Linked DNA regions of Homo sapiens: region 1 is linked to region 2. Evidence: read pairs that join two places in POLR2A ChIA-PET (ENCODE). Cell type or tissue: A673. All regions are shown on one strand. Links, peaks and the distances in the headings refer to the core of each region. The heading gives the core; the rest is flanking DNA.

Region 1 (9,999 bases), core at 1,632-9,631, 180 kb after region 2:
TTACTTAGTTTTTCTCCCATTTTGAATGGATGAGAATTTAAGCTGTTTAAATTTATTATATATAAAACATGTATTAGGTTTCAGACTGATGTCTATCAAGGCTTGACATTGATAACTACATTTCTAAAATGTCATTTAATTTCCAATTGCAAACATCCCCAGTGTTATATCTCTTAGATATCTCCTCTGTGGCCTCTCCGGGCGGCTACCTTGTGTTTTGAGGAGATTGCTGTGCTAGATAGAGGCTGTAACTCAACAACTTCTCTTTACCTATATCTATGGGAAAATTAAATTACATGTATGATACTTTGTTCAGAGATTTCTAGTTTACTAATTTTTTTTTTCTTGAGACAGAATCTTGCTCTTATCTTCCAGGATGGAGTGCAATGACATGATCTTGGCTCACTGCAACCTCCGCTTCCCGGGTTCAAGCGATTCTCCTGCCTCAGCCTCCCAAGTAGCTGGGATCACAGGTGCCCGCCACCACTCCTGGCTGATTTTTGTATTTTTTGTAGAGATGGGGTTTCGCCATGTTGGCCAGGCTGGTCTCGAACTCCTGACCTCATGATCTGCATGCCTCAGCCTCCCAAAGTGCTGGGATTACAGGCGTGAGCTACTGCGCCCGGCCGATTTTTTTTTTTTTTAATGACAAAGACATGGCTTTAATGTTATCCAGGAGACAGCTGATTCACATAGGGTTATTGAACACTAGAATCTGATCTTGACTCTCTCATGTCAACAACAGACAAACGCATTACAATTTAGGGAAAGCTGTTTTCTGGGTACCTCCCAGGTGTTTGCAGAAGGCGGCTAGAATTTGCTTCCAGGCATCTACCTGGGCCTTAGAATGAGCCCTGGCTCCCCAACCCATATCACGTGTTTGTTCAGTAATTTGTGAAGGGAAGCTGGGCACAGGGGGAAGTAAGGAGGCTCAGTGTAAAGCCCAGTCCCAGGGTAACAGATGATCTGGGGTTTTTCCTTTCCATGGGCCCGTAACCGTTCAGAGACTGGGCATACAACTCACTCCTCCAGTTATGGTCATCCTGACCAACAATGAAAATGATGGGGCCCTGGGCCTTCTCCATTGAAATCATGCTGGGGTTCTTATACCCTCCTACAAGATCATTCTTTATATCCACGACGTCCACGAGGCCTGAGAAAGCTACCTTGATTCTCCTCAGGTCATAGCCCAATGGTGGAATGCTATTCTGCTTACAGTTTATGCCTCTGTTCCCACTGATCCCGGATCCATTGATGGAAACTGTGTCTGAGTCATTCTTCAAGAATGAGGCCATTGAGAGACAAATATCAGCTCCTAGAGAAATGCCCCAAAGCCCAGTGCCTGGGCCTTTTACCTGGGGATGTTGAAGCATGTAGCATAGGGCTTCTTCGAAGTACTCCAGGGGTATGTTGTCCACGTTCTTGGGGAGATCTTCAAAGTTATAACAAGCTAGAGCGAACGTGGCAAAGCCATGGCCAGCAAGGAGGCTGGCTCGATATTCCAACAGGCTCCCTCCATTACCAAAGATGCCAATGATCCCTAGGAAGGGTCCAGGTCCTGGCGGCAGGAAGAGCGTGGCGCGCACCCGGCCCGCGCGCACCGAATCGCTCCGCACCCCTTGTGGGAGGAAGTCGCGCTCGTGCCGCGCCTGTCACAACAGCCGTCCAGGCTCGGGGTCGTGGCCGTCCAGCACCTCCAACTCCACGATAAAGGGAATCTGTACGTCCCGCTTCAGAAAGCGCCAAAAAGGTTTCTTGGATTCCAGGGCCCAGAGCAGCCCCATGGACTCTAGCCCCCTAAAGCTGCCGCCCAGCACGGGCGCGCGCTCCAGGTCCAGCTCGCCGCGGGCGTCGGCGCAGTAGCGGAAGAGCCCAGCCTTCTCGTCGCGCAGGGACGCGCGCGCAGCGTGTCCAGCGGCTCCGAAGCCAGGCCGCGCATGGTGATGCGCACCGGCTTGTCTCGGCAGCCGCGGCCCGCGGGCTCCAGGATCAGCGTTGCTGACATCTCGGAGCTGGAGCGGGGAATCTTAAGGTCGAGGCCCGAGGCCCGTCCAAGATCGTGGCAAGTGCGCCGATTGTCCAGAGGGCGTCCGGCGTCCCCTGGTGCCGGGAGCGGCCGGTGGCTGAGCAGTCCCAGAAAGCGCCTGGGACTTTAGACCAGTTAACCCGGCGCCCTGGACTCGTCTGAGGCAAAAGGAGCCAGACTCCTCTCCTGGGTCCTCTCCTTGGGCCCCGGGGAGCGCAGACTTTTTTTTTTTTTTTTTTCCTTTTTTTAATTTTGAGACAGGGTCTCGCTCTGTCGCCCAGCCCGGAGTGCAGTGGCCGATCCATAGCTCACTGTAATCTCGATCTCACAGGCTCAAGCTATCCTCCTGCCTTGGCCTTCCGAGTATGTGGGACTACAGGCATGAGTCATCACGCCTGGCCTAAGCCATCACGCCTGGCCTGATTTTTTTTTTTTACTTGGAAAAAAATATATACTTCACTCCCACAAAGTATTATTTTAGACTCCTGCCCCGTTATTCCTAGAGAATTAAAATTTCCAAGTAAAGTAAAAACAAAAAAGTAGTGAAGACAGAAGAGTATTTAACCATATCGCTGTAGAAAATTGTATTGAATATTCTAAGGCATGTGCTTGTCCTTTTTGTGTCTGTTGGTAGAAAAAGAATAAACATTAAACTCAGCTTAGTATTTCCAAAGTAGTAAGAAACACTTTTGCACATAAGGATACTTTGGGAAACCTTGTTTCCCCCACTGTCTTTACACTGAGTGAGTAACAAGGCTCTGTAAAGACGCAGGGGAATTGGTCACTAGCAGGCAAGGCAGACATCAAGCACTGTAAGAAATCAGAGACTGACTTCAAAGAAAACTCAGCGTTTACTGATAAATTGTGTTATATTACCCCATCAATGGCTAGCCTTCATGCCATGAAAATGCATCCATGTTAATGATGTCACTGTCTTACCTAACTGCAGGTGACAGCTGCCATGACATAGAAATGACATTGAACTTAAGGAAAACACTATACTGTTGCAAAATCCTTGTTAAAACCAAACATCTTAAATGCATTTGAAGCAGCGTGTCTAAGCCACGTAAAATCAAACCCTTGATAGTTATTAGCTGGCCTTCTTCTATAAAGAAAGCTTTCTTTTTTCTTTGTGCTTATTTAATGGGGTACAATCAATTATAGACATAATTGGTGGCACAGGGAAAATAATTATTTCAAGTAGTTTTTAAACACTAGCTGTATAACTAAGAGGGACATATAAAAACAGGGATTGGCAAACTTTTTCTTTAAAGGGCCTGATAGTAAATACAGTCAATCTTCATTCACAGATTCTGAATTTGTGAATTCATCTACTTGCTAAAACTTTTTTATAAACCCAGAGTCAATATTTGCAGCACCTTTGTGGTCATTTGTGGACATCCGAAGAGCGGTGAACCTTTTTGAGTCCCTTAACAGGCATGTTCTCAGCCAAAGTCAAACAAAGTGACCCTCTATCTTCTTATTTCAGCTCTCATACTGTAAACAGGTACCCTTTTTGCAGTCCATTTAGTACCTTGGCTTCTCATATTTTTGTTTTTTGCTGGTGATTTTGCTGTTTCAAAGGGACCCCAAATGTAGTAGTACTAAAGTGCTGTTGATGTTCCTATGAATGAGAAAGCGGTCATGTGTCTTACAGAAAAAATACATGTGTTAGATAAGCTTCATTCAGGCATGAGTTATGGAGCTGTTGGCCATGAGTTCAATGTTAATGAATCAATAATATATATTAAAGTGTTTAAATAGAAACACAATAAGGCCAGGCGCGGTGGCTCATGCCTATAATCCCAGCACTTTTGGGAGGCCAAGGCGGGTGGATCACCTGAGGTCAGGAGTTTGAGACCAGCCTGGTCAACATGGTGAAACTCCGTTTCTACAAAATACAAAAATCAGCTGGGCATGGTGACATGCATCTGTATTCCCAGCTACTCTGGGGGCTGAGGCAGGAGAATTGCTGGAACCCGGGAGGCGGAGGAGGTTGCAGTGAGCCAAGATCCCACCACTGCACTCCAGCCTGGGTGACAGAGCAAGACCCTATCTCAAAAAAAAAAAAAAAAAAGAAAAAAAGAAAATAAACACAATAAAATAAGCTTATGCATTCATCGGTTGACTAAAATGTGACCAGATGCTTACAGGAAACTAACCCTGTATTTCCCCTAGAAGCAGTGGAATGGTATTCACTAATTCCGTGTTTGTAGCAAGTTTATAGACCATAACTACTGTGAATAGTGAGAACTGACTGTATTTTAGGCTGCGTGGGCCATCTGGTCTGTGTAACTACTCGAGTCTGTCCTTGTAGCTCAAATATAGCAATAGACAGTACACAATCAAACACGGCTATGTTCCAATAAAACTTTTATTTATGGACACTGAAATTTGACATGTATGATTTTCATATTTCACAAAATATTGTTCTCCTTTTCATTGTTTTTACCATTTAAAAATACAGAAATGGAAAATATAGGAACTGGCTTCCCCGAATCTCCGGAGTCACACGGTCTCAAATCCCAACAGCCACACCCAGTGAAAGAATCCCACCCAGGAGCGCGCCAGGGACAGACTCGCAGCGCCGTCCTCGCTCACAGGGCTCCCTAGTTGGCACTATAGAGAGGCGGTCGCGGGCGCCCCTCTTTAACGCGCCAGCCATCTGTCCCCGCTCCCCTCCAGGCCCTGCCGCGCCGTCCCCAGGCGCTAAGGGACTCGAAGCGCAGCCTCGCTGGGACGGACCTAGCTCCGGCTCCGGGTTCACGCAGAGCAGGGGCTGCACCAGCGAGCGGACCCTTGAGACTGGCCGCGCCTGCGCACTCCGTGAGCGCGCCCGGCCCTCCCAGCAGCCTCCGCGCGCAGCCCGTTAGGCCCCGGGGATTGTGGCGTGACCCGGCAGCGGCTTCCTCCGTTCGGGCATCGCTGTGCCTCGGGTTCGCGCCCCGAGTGAGCAGTCCTGGCCCGGAGCGTCGGTCCTGGTAATCTGTAGGAAAAGCGCTGCGGCCCAGGGGGTAAAGAGAGGTAAGCGGGGCCACTGCAGTATCGCAGAGGGGCGGGAGCCCGCGCCTCAGGCCCGGGTGTGTGTGTCGTGGGCGTGACGGGGCCGGGGCTGGGACGTGACGGAGTCTGTGCGGCTGACTTGGGTGCAGAGACTATTGTATGAGCGAAGGTTGTTGTGGCCGTGGAGTGCGTGACTGACCCCAGCATCCTCTGCCCACACCGGGCCCAGCTGCAGAGAAATGGCCCTCGGTCAGTTTCTGCACGCCAAAGACTCCCAGCAGAAACGCGCAGACTAGGCCGGACCAGGTGGCTCACATCTGTAATCCCAGAGCTCTGGGAGAGCGAGGCGGGAGGATCGCTGGAAGCCAGGAGTTCGAGACCAGCCTGGGCAGCAAAGCGAAACTCCCATCTGTACCAGAAATTTAAAAAATGAGCCGGGTGTGATGGCGTGCTCCTGTGGTCCCAGCCACTCGAGAGGCTGAGGCGGGAGGATGGCTTGAGCCTAGGAGGAGATTGAGGCTGCAGCGAGCTATGATAGCACCACTACTCTCCAGCCTGGGCAACAGCGAAACAAGGCTCAGACCCGACCTTGGGATAGGAATATTAGAACTGAACGAGCCCCCGCTCCCGCCCAGGCTTGCTCCTGGAAGGGACTCCCACACCACCTCCTCGCGGACCCGGACCCACGCACGTGCACTCACAACTCTGAAGAGTCCAGCTGCAGGTTTCAGAACCACAGCATTGCTTCCAGGAAGCTATTGTGAACTCCAGTTCTAGCCCCGGGCATCCATGACCCTGGCCTTTCTTTGATACTGGGAAGAGTTAACAACACCATCTCTCTTATGTTACTCTGGTTATGTGTGGGTGGGCGGTGGGGGCATTGTGCCCTATGCGAGGCTGGGCTGCAAGAAAAGCCTGGTTCCCTTATTAGCCAGTCCTGCCCAATTCTTTAAGAAAAGGGGTCCGAGCGGGAGGAGGAATGAATTGCTGTTGCCTGTTTAAGTCAAGGTCGAGGCGAGTGGGTGTTTCTGCTTTCTTCTGTGAAATGCATTCTTATTTCTTAGGACATGAGAATATTTGTTTCATTCTCCATAAATGTCCTGTCCATTGAGCTGATACCTAGGTCCCCTCCCGAGAGCCTGTATGCACATACCCATTTGGTAGATGTTTTTCATTACTTCTGTGGGCCTTCTTTTAATTACTATGTGTAAAGTTCTTAGAACAGTTCCTGAGACCTCGTTAGTACTTAATAAACCTTAGTTATGTATTCTTAAGTAGTGATTTGGAGCAATTCTACATCAGCCTTCTATAGATGGGGGGAAAATGAAAATACTAAGCCAATTGTGGTGAGTATTTCCTAGTAAAAAATAAATGAGCCAGATCAGATGCTTAAATAGTCTAAAACAGGAATTCTTTTTTTTTTTTTTTTTTTTTTTTTTTGAGACAGGGTCTTGCTCTGTCACCCAGGTTGGAGTGCAGTGGCACAATCTCAGCTCACTGCAACCTCCCTTTCCGTGGTTCAAGCGATTCTTATACCTCAGCCTCCCAAGTAGCTGGGATTACAGGCCTGCACCACCACACCCAGCTAATTTTTGTATTTTTAGTACAGACCGGGTTTTACCATGTTGGCCAGGCTGGTCTCAAACTCCTGGCCTCAAGTGATCTGCCTGCCTCGGCCTCCCAAAGTGCTGGAATGACAGGCATGAGCCACCGCCCCCAGCCTAGAACAGGAATTCTTTTTTTTTTTTTTTTTTTTGAGACGGAGTTTCGCTCTTATTTCCCAGGCTGGAGTGCAATGGTGTGATCCCAGCTCACCGCAACCTCCGCCTCCCAGGTTCAAGCGATTCTCCTGCCTCAGCCACCCTAGTAGCTGGGATTACAGGCATATACCACCACGCCTGCCTAATCTTGTATTTTTAGTAGAGACGGGGTTTCTCCATGTTGGTCAGGCTGGTCTTGAACTCCCGACCTCAGGTGATCTGCCCGCCTTGGCCTCCCAAAGTGCTGGGATTACAGGCATGAGCCACCGTGCCCGGCCATAGAACAGGAATTCTTAACCAGAAGTAATTTGAATTCATTTGAGGCTTTCAGGGGACCAGATACTCTTTGAAATTGTACGTAAAATTGTTATAGATATCTGTTAATATGCCACTTTTATGGGGAGAAAATATGTAATTTAATGAGATTATCAAACATGATCCATTAAGATTCAGATCTACTGGCCTAGAATCAAAGTCTGTAACCTTTGAGAATGTTTTTCAATGTTAGACACAAAATTAGTGTCTAATAGTAGGAAATGATTAAATAAGCCACACTCCATGTGATGCAGCTTTTTGCCATTAATAAATACTGTTAATTATGAGAAGGAAAAAAAGCTTGTGATCGATGTTGTCTAAGCAATAGTTTTGAACAAGATGACTCACAAAACCTTTAATCATGTATGAATCGCTCTTAATAAGCTAGAGATTTATAAAACATTTTGCAAGGATTATACATAATATAAAACTAGTTTCTTAGTGGAGAAAAAAAGATAAACTGTTGTTTACCACACTGTTCTGTCTGCTTTGGTATACTTTTACTGAATTTAGGAATGTCGCTTGATTGTGTTCATTCATAGAAGAATCTTGAGAGTGAAAATAGCCCATCGTTTTGATGAAGAACAGTTAAAGAACTGATGGGTGTTACTTATTTGTGCCACACTGTTGTTTATTTTCCCAAAACCCACTCATGTCACAGGCTTATAGAATCACAATTTTCTTAACAACTAAAAGATATTCCTTCTTCACAACTCTGTTTTTAATTCTATGTGTATGAAAATAGTTTAATTGGCTGGGCGCAGTGGCTCACGCCTGTAATCTCAACACTTGGGAGGCTGAGGTGGGCAGATCACCTGAGGTCAGAAGTTTGAGACCAACCTGGCCAATATGGTAAAACCTGTCTCTACTAAAAATAGAAAAATTAGCTGGGCACAGTGGCGCCTGCCTGTAATCCCAGCTATTTGGGAGGCTGAGGCAGAAGAATTGCTTGAACCCATGAGGCAGAGGTTGCAGTGAGCCGAGATCCTGCCATTACACTCCAGCCTGGGTGACAGAGTGAGACTCAGTCTCCAAAAAAAAAAGAAAGTCCTGGTTTAAGCTGCCAACTATATTTAGTACTATTCAGAACAGATTTTCTCCATCCCCTACCACCCAGTCATCTTCACTCTATAAGAATAAAATTTAAGTTGCCCGTAGTCTCACCATCCACAATAAATATTACTATTCTAATGTTTGCTTTTCCATTTTTTTCTGTGCACTTGTGCACATGTGTTTGTTTTCCAAAATAGAATCACAACAATTGATCATTTAAGGAGACAAAGACTCTGCAACACTTTGTTTGAAAAAGGAAAAAGAGGTTGGGCCTGGTGGCTCACGCCTGTAATTCCAGCACTTTGGGAGGCCAAGGTGGGCGGATCACCTGAGGTCAGGAGTTCCAGACCAGCCTGACTAACATGGTGAAACCCTGTCTCTACTAAAAATACAAAATTAGCCAGGCGTGGTGGTGCATGCCTGTAATCCCAGCTGCTTGGGAGGCTGAGGCATGAGGACCACTTGAACCCGGAAGGTGGAGGTTGCAGTGAGCCGAGATCTTGCCATTGCATTCCAGCCCGGGCAACAGGAGCGAAACTGTCTCAAAAAAAAAAAAAAAGTATTTAATATGATACCTTATCAAAGCAAAATTCTTGAGCTGGTTTTATGATATGGAATGGTGTCCCTTTGGAGCTACTAGGGATGGAAAGTAACAGGGGCCTTGCTCTACTTTTTGATTTCTGTGAATCCTTTTTTGATAACATTATTAAGAAGAATTACATAGGCCAGGTGCGGTGGCTCATCTCTATAATCCCAAGACTTTGGGAGGCCGAGGCAGGCAGATCACGAGGTCAGGAGATCGAGACCATCCTGGCCAACATGGTGAAACCCTGTCTGTACTAAAATACAAAAAATCAGCCGGGTGTGGTGGCATGCTCCTGCAGTCCCAGTTACTTGGGAGGCTGAGGCAGGGGAATCACTTGAACCCGGGAGGCAGAGATTGCAGTGAGCTGAGATCATGCCACTGCATTCCAGCCTGGCGACAGAGCAAGATTGTGTCTCAAAAAAAAAAAAAAAAAAGTAGAATTACATTTTCAAGCCTAGTTCTAACATTTATCAATGTTTTAAGAGCAATGCTGAAAAATCTCAAAAATCTCAAAAATCCCTTTAGAGAAAGGGACTGCTATTGAAATTGTTAAAGATAATTTATCAGCAAATACCAAATTTTTAAATTGAAAATTATTGAAGCCAGTGTGGTGGCTAACGCCTGTAATCCCAGCACTTTGGGAGGCCAAGGCGGGCGGATCACGAGGTCAGGAGATCGAGACTATGTTGGCTAACATGGTGAAACCCCGTCTCTACTAAAAATACAAAAAATTAGCCGGGCGTGGTGGCGGGCACCTGTAGTCCCAGCTACTCGGGAGGCTGAGGCAGACGATTGGCCTGAACCCGGGAGGTGGAACTTGCAGTGAGCCGAGATCTTGCCACTGCACTCCAGCCTGGGTAACAGAGCGAGACTGCATCTCAAAAAAAAAAAAAAAAAATTATTGAAGATAATTTTTAAAATAGTGGAATGAGGGGTATGTGATGTTTTTCACTGAATTTAGTGCTTACAGTAAGCCATTTTAAGTGCTTTATGTATTATGTTCTTAACCTTCACAACAACCCTATAAGGTAGGTACTGTTTATTCCTTAGTTTATATCTGAGGAAACTGAGACACTGAAAATTAATGCGTCCAAATTCTCACAGTTAATAATTCTCAGAGCTCTGTTCATATCCTGAATCTTGATAACAAAGCCTGTATTTTTAATAACTGAGAGTCTGCCACCTCCCAACATTGTACATATTCTTTTAGTCTGACTCCCATAGCTAGTAATTTATCATGAATATCTTCCTTCTTT
Region 2 (11,003 bases), core at 1,639-9,638:
AATTGTGTAGCCTGTGTATGGTATAATGGTCTCTGGGTCTATAGCAGGGGTTTGCAAACTATGGCTCTGTAGGCCAAACCCTGCTTGTAGCCTATTTTTGTATGGCTTGTGAACTGATTGATTTTAACTTTTTCAATAGTTGACAACAAATCAAAAGGAGAATAATATTTCATGACATGTGAAAATTATATGCAATTCAAAAATTTGTGGAGTTCAAGTGCAGTGGCTCACAAATATGCTCTGTCTAGAACAGGGATACTTCACCTGGAATAATTTGCCTTGGAATTATATACCTAATTATTGTATGTTTATTTTATTCATGCGTATTTTTTCCTCGGCAAAAGTCTCTAATTTTATGAGAGTATTAAGGGTATATACAACCCAAAAATGTTTTGAACCACTGATCTATAACACCTGGAAATGAACTTTAGGAAGAGTTTGTCCAAAAACAATTTCCTGTATTATGTAAATATTAAGTCAGTCAGTTTACATCCAAGTGATGTAATACTACATAGATAATAAGAAATTGGAGATACTAATATAAAAAATATAAGATGGAATATCATATAACATTCATATTTGTGAGCAAAAGTACACAATGAATTGCTAAATTATAAATCAGTTGAACTATGATAGGCGTTTATTAGCAGCTTTTCAAGGATTATATTAACTGGTCATTCAGTAAAGAAAGGCAATGATAAAACCACATTTGTTAAGCCTCCACTGTGGCCCAAACAGTATTTATTCAGTGTGAAAGGGCCACTTACCTCAATTTTGCACATCTGAACAAAAATCTTAATATTGGAAATGTCTCAGTACATTGATGAAATATGGGAAGAGAATGTACAAGACTTGGTCAGGCACGGTGGCTCATGCCTGTAATCCCAGCACTTTGTGAGGCCAAGGTGGGTGGATCACCTGAGGTTAGGAGTTCGAGACTAGCCTGACCAACATGGTGAAACCCCGTCTCTACTAAAAATGGAATAATTAGCTGGGCACGGTGGCACATGCCTGTAATCCCAGCTACTCGGGAGGCTGAGGCAGGAGAATCACTTGAACTAGGGAGGCGGAGTTTGCAGTGAGCCAAGATCGTGCCACTACATTCCAGCCTGGGCAACAGAGTGAGACTCCTTCTCAAAAAAAGAAAAAAAAAAAAAGAATGTGCAAGACTTGGTAGGCTTGTTTATTTTGGTCAGTTTGGTTTTAGTGCTGCTCTGTGTCATTTTGCCAGCCTGTTTGCTCACAGTTTTCTTAATAAGTAAAAGATAGCTTTCCCTCCCAGCTCTTTAGAAAAATGCTTTAGGTTTTATCATTCCTGATGATGGAATTAATGCAGTCTAATTGAAAAAAATTCAGTAACCTAAGTTGACTTATAAAATAGAAAGTTGTAAGTACTCATAGTTTTATTATCTAGAAAATGTTCACTATTAATATTTTGGTGTACATTCTTCTCAATTTTTCCTTGTAGATATGTTAATATGTTCTTGTTTTTTTCAGAAAGATTCACATGAATTAGTCATTTGAATGAGAGAAGACCTCTCTACTCTTAGCTTGAAAAAGAAATTCAAATCAGTCATGCTTTTGTTAGACTTCCATGTGTGTAGGGATAAAAAGGAAGTGTCATTGATGCCCAACTGATTTGACAAACATTCTGAGTATTTACACCTTTTAGAATTATATACATATTAATTTATGCATAATTACCAGGAGAACAGGTAGGCAGCTAAGTAAGGTAGCTAGTCAGAATTATATATGTATGTATGTATTTGTACAGACTTAGGTAACTTTCACAAGACAGCATTAATCTTTCAAGACCAGAAGTCTTAGGAGACTTTGTTATATAAATCACACTGCTGAGGATGGGTTTATGATTTCTGATAACAGAATTGATGTTAATAGTTACAAATAGGCATAAAAGACTGGATTGGCCAAGGAACAAGACTGATCTTTTGTTAATATTTTCAATTTGTTAACTATTTGGGTCAGATTCTCTGAGCTATGTTTATAAGCCGAATGACTTCTCTCTAGCTGCTGTCCTTTTCTTTTTGAAAAAATCTGTGGGTAATGTTGTTAGTGAAGACTAATTACATTTGCAGGCTGTGCTTTGTAAGATATTAGCTTTATAAGAAAGAGCAGGCCTCAGAAAGCATGTTAAGGACAGAAGACACTTTTCTTTAATACTAATAGATTATATGACATGACATAGTCTTTTCATCATCAATACAAATAGATGATATTTATTAGGTGATTTTTAGGTACTTATTATGTGCCATGGGAGTGATTTGTTGTTAGTTTTTTTTCCACTTAATTCTGACAACTCTGTGAGGTACAAGGTGCTGTTGTTTTTCTAATTTTATTGATGAGGAAATCTAGGTAATGCCAATAAAATACTTGTCAAAGCACAGAATTAGTAACTTTCAGAGCTAAGATTAACATATTGAAAGTTTTAATCACATCTTTTGTTCTTATTTGCAACTGTACATAACCTCCCAACCATTTTTTTTTTTTTAAGAGACAGGGTCTTGCTCTGTCACCCAGGCTGGGTTGCAGTGGTGCAATCAAGGCACACTGTAGCCTCAAACTCCTGGGCTCAAGCTACCCTCCTACCTCAGCCTCCTGAGTAGCTGGGACTACAGGTGTGCATGTCACTCGGCCCGGCTAATATTTTTTACTATTGTAGACACAGAGTCTCACTATGTTGCCTAGGCTGGTCTTGAACTCCTGGTCTCAAGTGATCCTCCAGCCTCAGCCTCCCAAAGCGCTGGGATTACAGGCATGAGCCACTGCACCCAGCCAAGAAGTAGTCTTAAATGAAAAGAAAACCATAGAGAATACAGAGAAGCAATGCTAATATAAGGATGCATAACCAGTCAGCTATTACTAGAGTCAAAGCTGAATCCTACCCAGGCAATTCCTTGTACTGGCTGTGCAGCTCTCGTGACCTGACCAACTTTATACCCGCTTCCAAGACCCTCTAGGAACGTGTGTCTTTGTCATTTTAAGTATAGATATCTACAGGAATGTGGCATGGGCTTTTGGTGGGTGAACAGATTGCAGCCTGCTCAAATCTACCTGTTCAGGCAATAATGTAGGATCTGGATAATTTATCCAGTCTCCTGGGGTCCCACTGAATAAAAATATTTCCTTCATGTACCTCTCCTTTTAATATCTACCTATTTTAACTTCTCATAAGTAAAATAATCTTCTACTCAATATCTGTGTAAAATTCATCCATGTTGTTCCATATAGCAGGTACCTGTTCCTTCCTTTTGCTGTGTAGTATTCCATTGTAGGATGTGGCACAGATTATTTATCTGTTCTATTGTTGGAAATTTGAGTTGTTTCAAATTTTTCTATAGAAATACTGCTAGTATGACCATTATTGTCAAAATATGGACAAAGACATGCACATAAGTATTAATCCTCTCCCCCACCCCTGCACACAGACATTATGGAGATAAACAGGGGTAGAATTGCTGGATTGTATGATGTATGTATGTTCAGTTTTCGTAGATACTGCTAAACATTTCCACTGTGGTTGTACTTATGCTGTCAGAAGCACTGCATGAGAATTTTAGTTGTAACAAGTTAAGCACAGTATTATAATCTTTATGGTAACTAAAATAATAGTGCATGACAGTATGAACTAATATGGCAAACTAGAATAATAAAATTATTTGACCAATAAAATAAAAGGTAAGAATGGGGGAATAAAAGAACAACAAAAAAAGAGGGGGACACATAGAAGTAAATGTTGATGAACTTACCTCCAACATAGTAATTAAATTAGTAATTTACATTACATTAAAGAAATTTAATGAAACTGGACTAAACAATAAAAAGATTAACTATTGGCTGGGCACAGTTGCTCATGCCTATAATCCCAGCATTTGAGGGGTGAGATGGGAGCATTGCCTGAGCCCAGGAGTTTGAGACCAGCCTGGGCAACATAGTGAGACCCCATCTCTACAAAAAATTAAAATTAGCTGAGTGTGGTGATGCATGCCTATAATCCCAGCTACTCAGGAGGCTGAGGCGGAAGGATCACTTGAGCCTGTGAAGTCAAGACTGCAGTGAGCTGTGATTGAGCCACTGCACTCCAGCTTGGGTGACAGAGCGAGGGACGAAAAGAACAAAATCAACCATATGCTTTTAGTAGCTGACACACTTTTAAGTATAATGACATAGAAAAGTTGAAAGCAAGGCTGGGCGTGGGGTCTCACATCTGTAATCCCAGCACTTTGGGAGGCCAAGGCGGGCAGATCACTTGAGGTCAGGAGTTCGAGACCAGCATGGCCAACATGGTGAAAACCCCATCTTTACTAAAAATTTAAAAAAATTACCTGGGTGTGGTGACACACACCTATAATCCCAGCTACTCTGGAGGCTGAAGGATGATAATTGCTTGAACTGGGAGGCAGAGGCTGCGGTGAGCTGAGACCAAGTCACTGTACTCCAGCCTGGGTGACAGAGTGAGACTCCATCTCAAAAAAAAGAAGAAAAAAAAAGTTGAAAGCAAAAGTATGAAGGTGGTAATGCAAACACCAACAAAAGCTGATGTTTATTTATGTCAAAAAAATAGAGTTTAAGGCCAAAAATATTATGAGAGATAACATGGAGGCAGCTCATAATGATAAAAGTTTATACCCAAGGCTGGGTGCGGTGGCTCACGTCTGTAATCCCAGCACCTTAGGAGGCTGAGGCAGGTGGATCACGAGGTCAGGAGTTCGAGACCACCCTGGCCAACATAGTGAAACCCTGTCTCTACTAAAAATATAAAAATTAGCCAGGTGTGGTGGCACACGCCTGTAGTCCCAGCTACTCAGGAGGCTGAGGCGGGAGAACCTGGGAGGTTCTTGAACCCAGGAGGCAGAGGTTGCAGTGAGCCAAGACCATGCCATTCCACTCCAGCCTGGGTGACAGAGTAAGACTCTGTCTCAAAAAAAAAAAAAAAAAAAAAAAAAAGAGCTTCAGGATATAAAAAGGTCAATAAAAGAGAAAGGATGAATAGACAAATTCAGTCATCATTGGAGATTTTAGCACACCTTTCAGTAACTTAGAATAAGGAGACTAGAAATTATTAATGATGGAGGTGAGCAAACGACCTAATTGACATATATAGAATACTGTATCCAACTAGATATAGTACCATATATATTTATTTATACTTCTATATAGATATGTATAATGTAGATATATGCTATCTCCAACTAGACAATATTATATGTATATTGTAGGTATATGCTACATCCAACTAGAGAATATAAGTCTGACACTTACTGAAATTTAGGCAAATTACTTGCCCTCTTTGTTTTTTGTTTTTTGAGACAGAGTCTTGCTCTGTCGTCCAGGCTGGAGTGCAGTGGCACAATCATGAGGCTCACTGCAGTCTCAAACTCCTGGGCTCAGGTGTTCAAGTAGCTCAACCTCCAAGAAGCTAGGACTACAGATGCACACTACCACACCTGGCTAATTTTTTAATGTTTTGTTGTAGGGACAGGATCTTGCTATGTTGTCTAGGCTGATCGCGAACTCTTGGCCTCAGTCCTCCCACCTTGGCCTCCCAAAGTGCTGGGGTTACAGGCATGAGTCACTGCACCTGGCTTACTTGCTTTCTTTACCTTTTGTGTCTTGCTCTGTTGAATGGAAATAATATATTAAATTATAGAGCTGCATGAGGATTAAATGACAAGGTTTATAAAGCACTTCTCAAGAGAGTTCTTTGTAAATATTGTCAAGCTGCAGAGGTCATAAATTCACTCTTCTTCAACTTGGATACTGAGAAAAGAGGTAGTGACCAATGCTACTGAAGGAAGTTGTGTAGTGATTGTGATTGAGAAATAGGAGGCCGGGCATGGTGGCTCACGCCTGTAATCCCAGCACTTTGGCAGGCCAAGGCGCGTGGATCACAAAATCAGGAGTTCGAGACCATCCTGACCAACAGGGTGAAACCCCGTCTCTATTAAAAATACAAAAATCAGCCAGGCATGGTGGTGCATGCCTGTAATCCCAGCTACTCAGGAGGCTGAGGCGGGAGAATCACTTGAACCCAGGAGGCGGAGGTTGCAGTGAGCCGATATTGTGCCACTGCACTCCAGCCCGGGTGACAGAGCAAGACTCCATCTCAAAAAAAAAAAAGAAAAAAGAAAAAAGAAATAGGAAGTGCTGAGCTAGAAGCAGTTGGGTTGGCTGGGAGGCAGGATTCCATGTGGCCCAATGCCATTTTGAAATGGCATTGTTTTCTGCTTTTGTGTGTGTGGTGTGATCAGGCAGTTCCAGTTGCTGCATGACAAACCACCCCAAAACTTCATGGCTTAGAACAATAACATTCTTTTTAATTATGAATCTGCATATTAGAGCATTGGGGGACAGCTAGTCTCTGCTCTACTTGGCTTCAGCTGAGGTGGCTTGGAGGTTGGGAGTCGGAATCATCTGAAGGCTTGCTCGTTTTCACGTGTGGTGGTTGATGTTGGCTGTTGGCTGGAGCTTCAGCTGACTACAGCTGGAATATCTAGTTGTGGCCTTTCTATGTAGCTGCTTGGATTCCTCACAGCATGATGGCTGGATTCCATGGGGGGCATCTTGAGAGAGATTAGGATGAAGTTCTGTTGCCTTTTCTAACCTAGCCTTGTTAGATACACAGTGTCATTTCTGTTGTATTCTGTTTATCAAGGGAGTCCCAAAGGCCTACCCAATTTCAAGAGAAAGGGAAATAGACTGTACCTCTTGAAGGGGTTAGTGGCAAAGTTTGGAAGAGCATGCAGGACCAGAAATGGTGTTATTGGTCTCACTGGAATTTATGGTCTCTGATCATTCCTGATGCCATTCATGCAGTTCTGGTGTGGATGGTGTCATCCCTTTGCAACCCTAGAAAGTAAAATGGAGGGAGCATTTTCTCCCTCTGTTATCTCAAGATAGGGTTGAGTGGCTTAATTTTAGGTCCAGGTCAGCATTAGCAGAGTGTGGGATGGGCCAGAAACTTGCTGTCTGGACCCTACTTTTAGATTATGAGGATGTCTGCTTGGTGTCTACATCTGTCTGCTGGACTCCTTGTGGGTGCAGGGTTTCATTTTGTCCAGAATCCCTCTTACCTCCCCGATTTTGGAAGCTGAGAGGCACATCTCATCTCATGGGCAGTTTTCCTTCCCCAGCTCTTGCCTCTGTGGTCTCAGTGCTTCTGCAAAGAGAGGACCCCTGAGGAAGACTGACAAGTTCTTAACCATTTTTAGCCATGGTTTTGGTGAACTGTTTGTCTCTACTTCTTAAACACAGTCATATTTTAGATCATGTAAACATTATCTTATCTTGAAATGTCCTATGTAACAGAGATCTAAGAAGTTGTCCCCAGTTCCAGTGAGTGATGATGCCAAACAGCCCAAGATTCTCCTAATGGATCCCTCTATTTTCCCATTAATATTTAGCATCCACTATCGGTTCAGCCCTTTTTTTTCGGAACAGTAAAATGAAAGCTCTTGAAGAGGTATTGGACCATCCAAAAGATGGTGGACGGATGATTAAAAGAAGCTGATTTCATTCGATTATAGATTGGGACCTATCCAGGCACAGTGGCTCATGCCTGTAATCCCAGCACTTTGGGAGGCCAAGGCAGGCAGATCGCTTGAGCCCTGGAGTTCAAGAGTAGCCTGGGCAACATGGTGGAAACTCCATCTCTATAAAAAATTAGCCAGGTGAGGTGGCGCATGCCTGTAGTCCCCGATACTCTGGAGGCTGAGGTGGGAGAATCACCTGAGCTGGGGAGGTCGAGGGTGCAGTGAGCGGTGATCACGCCACTGAACTCCAGCCTGGGTGACAGACTGAGACCCTATCTATAAAAAGAAAAAAGAATCTACTCTTTAGGATTTTTAAGTAAATACTTGAGTCATCTACAGAGGAAGTTTTCTTCTTTGCCAGTATTTATAGGTTTCATTTATTTTGTTGCCTTATTGTAATCGCTAGGACTTGCATTAGTAGTCATAGATAGGCATTGTTGCCTTTTTTATCATAGGAGGATTGTATTTAATATTTCATCACTATATTATAGCTGGAAGTTTTCATAGACTATCAAATTGAACAAGTTCTCATCTACTTCTAGCTTGCTGAGAGTTTTCATCATGAAGGGATATTGTATTTTGTCCGATAATTTTTTATATACTAAAGTGATCATATTTTTTTCTCCTTTATTCAACTAATATGAATAAAATTGATTTTTAAAACTGTTAAGCAGAAAACAATGCCATTTCAAAATGTCATTGGCCTACATGGAATCCTGCCTCCCAGCCAACCCAACTGCTTCTAGCTCAGCATTTTCTATTTCTCTTTTTCTTTTTTGTTAAATCTTGTATTAGTGGTTCATTTTGTAACCTTTTTACATATTTCTAGATTAAATTTGCTACCATTTTCTTTTTTCTTTCTTTCTTTTTTTTTTTTTGGAGACAGAGTCTTGCTTTGTTGCCCAGGCTGGATTGCAGCGGCGTGATCTCGGCTCACTGCAACTTCCATCTCCCAGGTTCAAGCGATTCTCTTGCTTCAGCTTCCCGAGTATCTGTGACTACAGGCACGTGTCACCATGCCCAGCTAGTTTTTTGTATTTTAGTGGAGACGGAGTTTGACCATGTTGCCCAGGGTGGTCTTGAACTCCGGAGCTCAGGCAGTCCGCCCGCCTTGGCCTCTCAAAGTGCTAGGATTACAGGTGTGAGCCACTGTACCAGGCCTTTCTTTTTTTTTTTTTTTTTTTTTTTGAGACAAAGTCTTGCTCTGTTGCCCAGGCTGCAGTGCAGTGGCATGATCTCGGCTTACTGCAACCTCCGCCTCCCGGGTTCAAGTGATCCTCCCACCTCAGCCTCCCAAGTAACTGGGAGTACAAGCATGCACTGCCATGCCTGGCTAATTTTTTTTTTTTTCTGTATTTTTAGTAGAGACAGGGTTTCACCATGTTGGCCAGTCTGGTCTCCCAACTCCCGACCTCAAGTGATCCACCCGCTATGGCCTCCCAAAGTGCTGGGATTATAGGCACGAGCTGCTATGCCCAGCCAAATTTGCTACCATTTTCTTAAGAATTTTTGCATGAGGTTTTTGGTCTGTCATTTCTTTCCTTGTAATATCTTTATCAGGTTTTGGTATTAGGGTAGTACTGGCCTCAAAAAATGAACTGTCCTCTCCTTCCCTATTTTCTGGAAAAGTGTGTGTAAGATTGGTATTATTTGTTCCTTAAATTTCTGGTTGAATTATCTGGCAAAACCATCTAGGCCTGGAGATTTCTTTTTTTGATGTAATAAATTAAATTTCCTTTTTTTTTTTTGAGATGGAGTTTCGCTCTGTCGCCCAGGCTGGAGTGCAGTGGCACAATCTTGGGTCACTGCAAGCTCCGCCTCCCGGGTTCACACCATTATCCAGCCTCAGCCTCCTGAGTAGCTGGGACTACAGGCAGGCGCCCACCACCACGCCCGGCTGATTTTTTTGTATTTCTTAGTAGAGACGGGGTTTCACCATGTTAGCCAGGATGGTCTCGATCTCCTGACCTTGTGATCCGCCCGCCTCGGCCTCCCAAAGTGCTGGGATTACAGGTGTGAGCCACTGCGTCTGGCCTCAATTTCCTTAATGTATCTGTTTCATCTTGTGTGTTTCAGTAAGTTATATATTTTTTTTTAGAAATTTTGTCCATTTCATCTGAATTCTCAAATTTGTTGACTTGTCTATAATAATTATTTTCTTTTTTTTTTTTTTTTGAGACGGAGTCTCACTCTGTCACCAGGCTGGAGTACAGTGGTGCAATCTTGGCTCACTGCAACCTCTGCCTCCTGGGTTCCAGCGATTCTCCTGCCTCAGCCTCCCGAGTAGCTGGGACTACAGGCGCACACCACCATGCCCAACTAATTTTTGTATTTTTAGTAGAGATGGGGTTTCACCATGTTGGGAGGATGGTCTCGATCTCTTGACCTCATGACCTGCCCACCTTGGCCTCGCAATAATTCTGTTAGACTTCTAATATCTAAAATGCTCCTTAGTGATAAGTTCTTTCATGTAATTTGTCTTTGCAGTTTTTAAATTGATAATTCTAGCTAAGGTTTTTATCAACTCTTTTTTTTTTTTTTTTGAGACGGAGTCTTGCTCTGTTGCCAAGTCTAGAGTGCAGTGGCACTATCTCAGCTCACTGCAACCTCCACCTCCCAGGTTCAGGTGATTCTCCTCCCTCAGCCTCCAGAGTAGCTGGGACTACAGGCGCATGCCACCATGCCTGGCTAATTTTTGTATTTTTAGTAGAGATGGGGTTTCACCATGTTGGCCAGGCTGGTTCCAAACTCCTGACTTTAGGTGATCTGCCCGCCTCGGCCTCCCAAAGTACTGGGATTACAGGCATGAGCCGTCATGCCCACCCAAGGTTTTATCAATTTTGTTGATTTTTCAGAGAATTCACTTTTAGTTTGGCTAATTATATATTTCATTTATTTTTTTCTCTCATCTTATTTCCTTTCTTCTGGGTACCGAGGGTTTACTCTGCTTTTCCTTTTCTAGCCTTTTAAAGTAGAACCTGTAGTTATTGATTCTAGGCCTTCTCTTCTAATATAAGCATTTAAATACAGAATCCCTACTTTAACTCCATTCCACAAATTTTCTTTTTATTTATTTATGTATTTACTTATTTATTTTTGAGGTAAAGTCTCACTCTGCCACCTGGGCTGGAGTGTAGTGGTGTGATCATGGCTCACTGCAACCTCGACTTCCCGGGCTCAAGCGATCCTTCTGCCTCAGCCTCCCACATAGCTGGGACCACAGCCATGCAATTGCACACCACCACATCCTGTTAATTTTTGTATTTTGTAGATATGAGGTTTCACCCTGTTGCCTAGGCTGGTCTGAAACTCCTGAGCTCAAGCGATCCACCCGCCTTGGCCTCCGAAAGTGCTGGGATTATACATATGAGCCCCCATGCCTGGCCCCACAAATTTTTATATGGTGCATTTTCATTATCAGTTAGTTCAAACTATTTTCGTTTTCCCTTTGAT

The links. Peaks named below come from ENCODE experiments on the same cell type or tissue, not always from the same donor. Only the 100,000 strongest peaks of a DNase experiment are listed, where the experiment ranks them.
Region 1: POLR2A ChIA-PET joins it to region 2 with 15 read pairs; 5 of 35 experiments call an interaction of 5 or more read pairs at or near these places.

What each region holds. Positions count from the first base shown.
Region 1 is chr19:36,413,543-36,423,541 of GRCh38, reverse strand. It overlaps ZFP82 (ZFP82 zinc finger protein), which reads left to right and starts at 4,898. Exons shown (of 5, transcript NM_133466.4): 1 at 4,898-5,050. It also overlaps the pseudogene ACOT4P1. RefSeq lists enhancers at 1,157-1,839, 5,370-5,529. In A673, for the core only: no CTCF peak of the experiment used is centred there; a DNase peak (open chromatin) is centred at 4,861; H3K4me3 peaks cover 2,927 bases; H3K27ac peaks cover 1,500 bases; H3K27me3 peaks cover 632 bases.
Region 2 is chr19:36,590,020-36,601,022 of GRCh38, reverse strand. ZNF529-AS1 (ZNF529 antisense RNA 1) reads right to left here. Exons shown (of 5, transcript NR_173348.1): 4 at 7,092-7,177; 5 at 6,315-6,581. It also overlaps a transcript of ZNF529 not described here. Among named protein-coding and RNA genes, the nearest start is that of ZNF382, 9.8 kb to the left of the region's middle. In A673, for the core only: no CTCF peak of the experiment used is centred there; no DNase peak of the experiment used is centred there.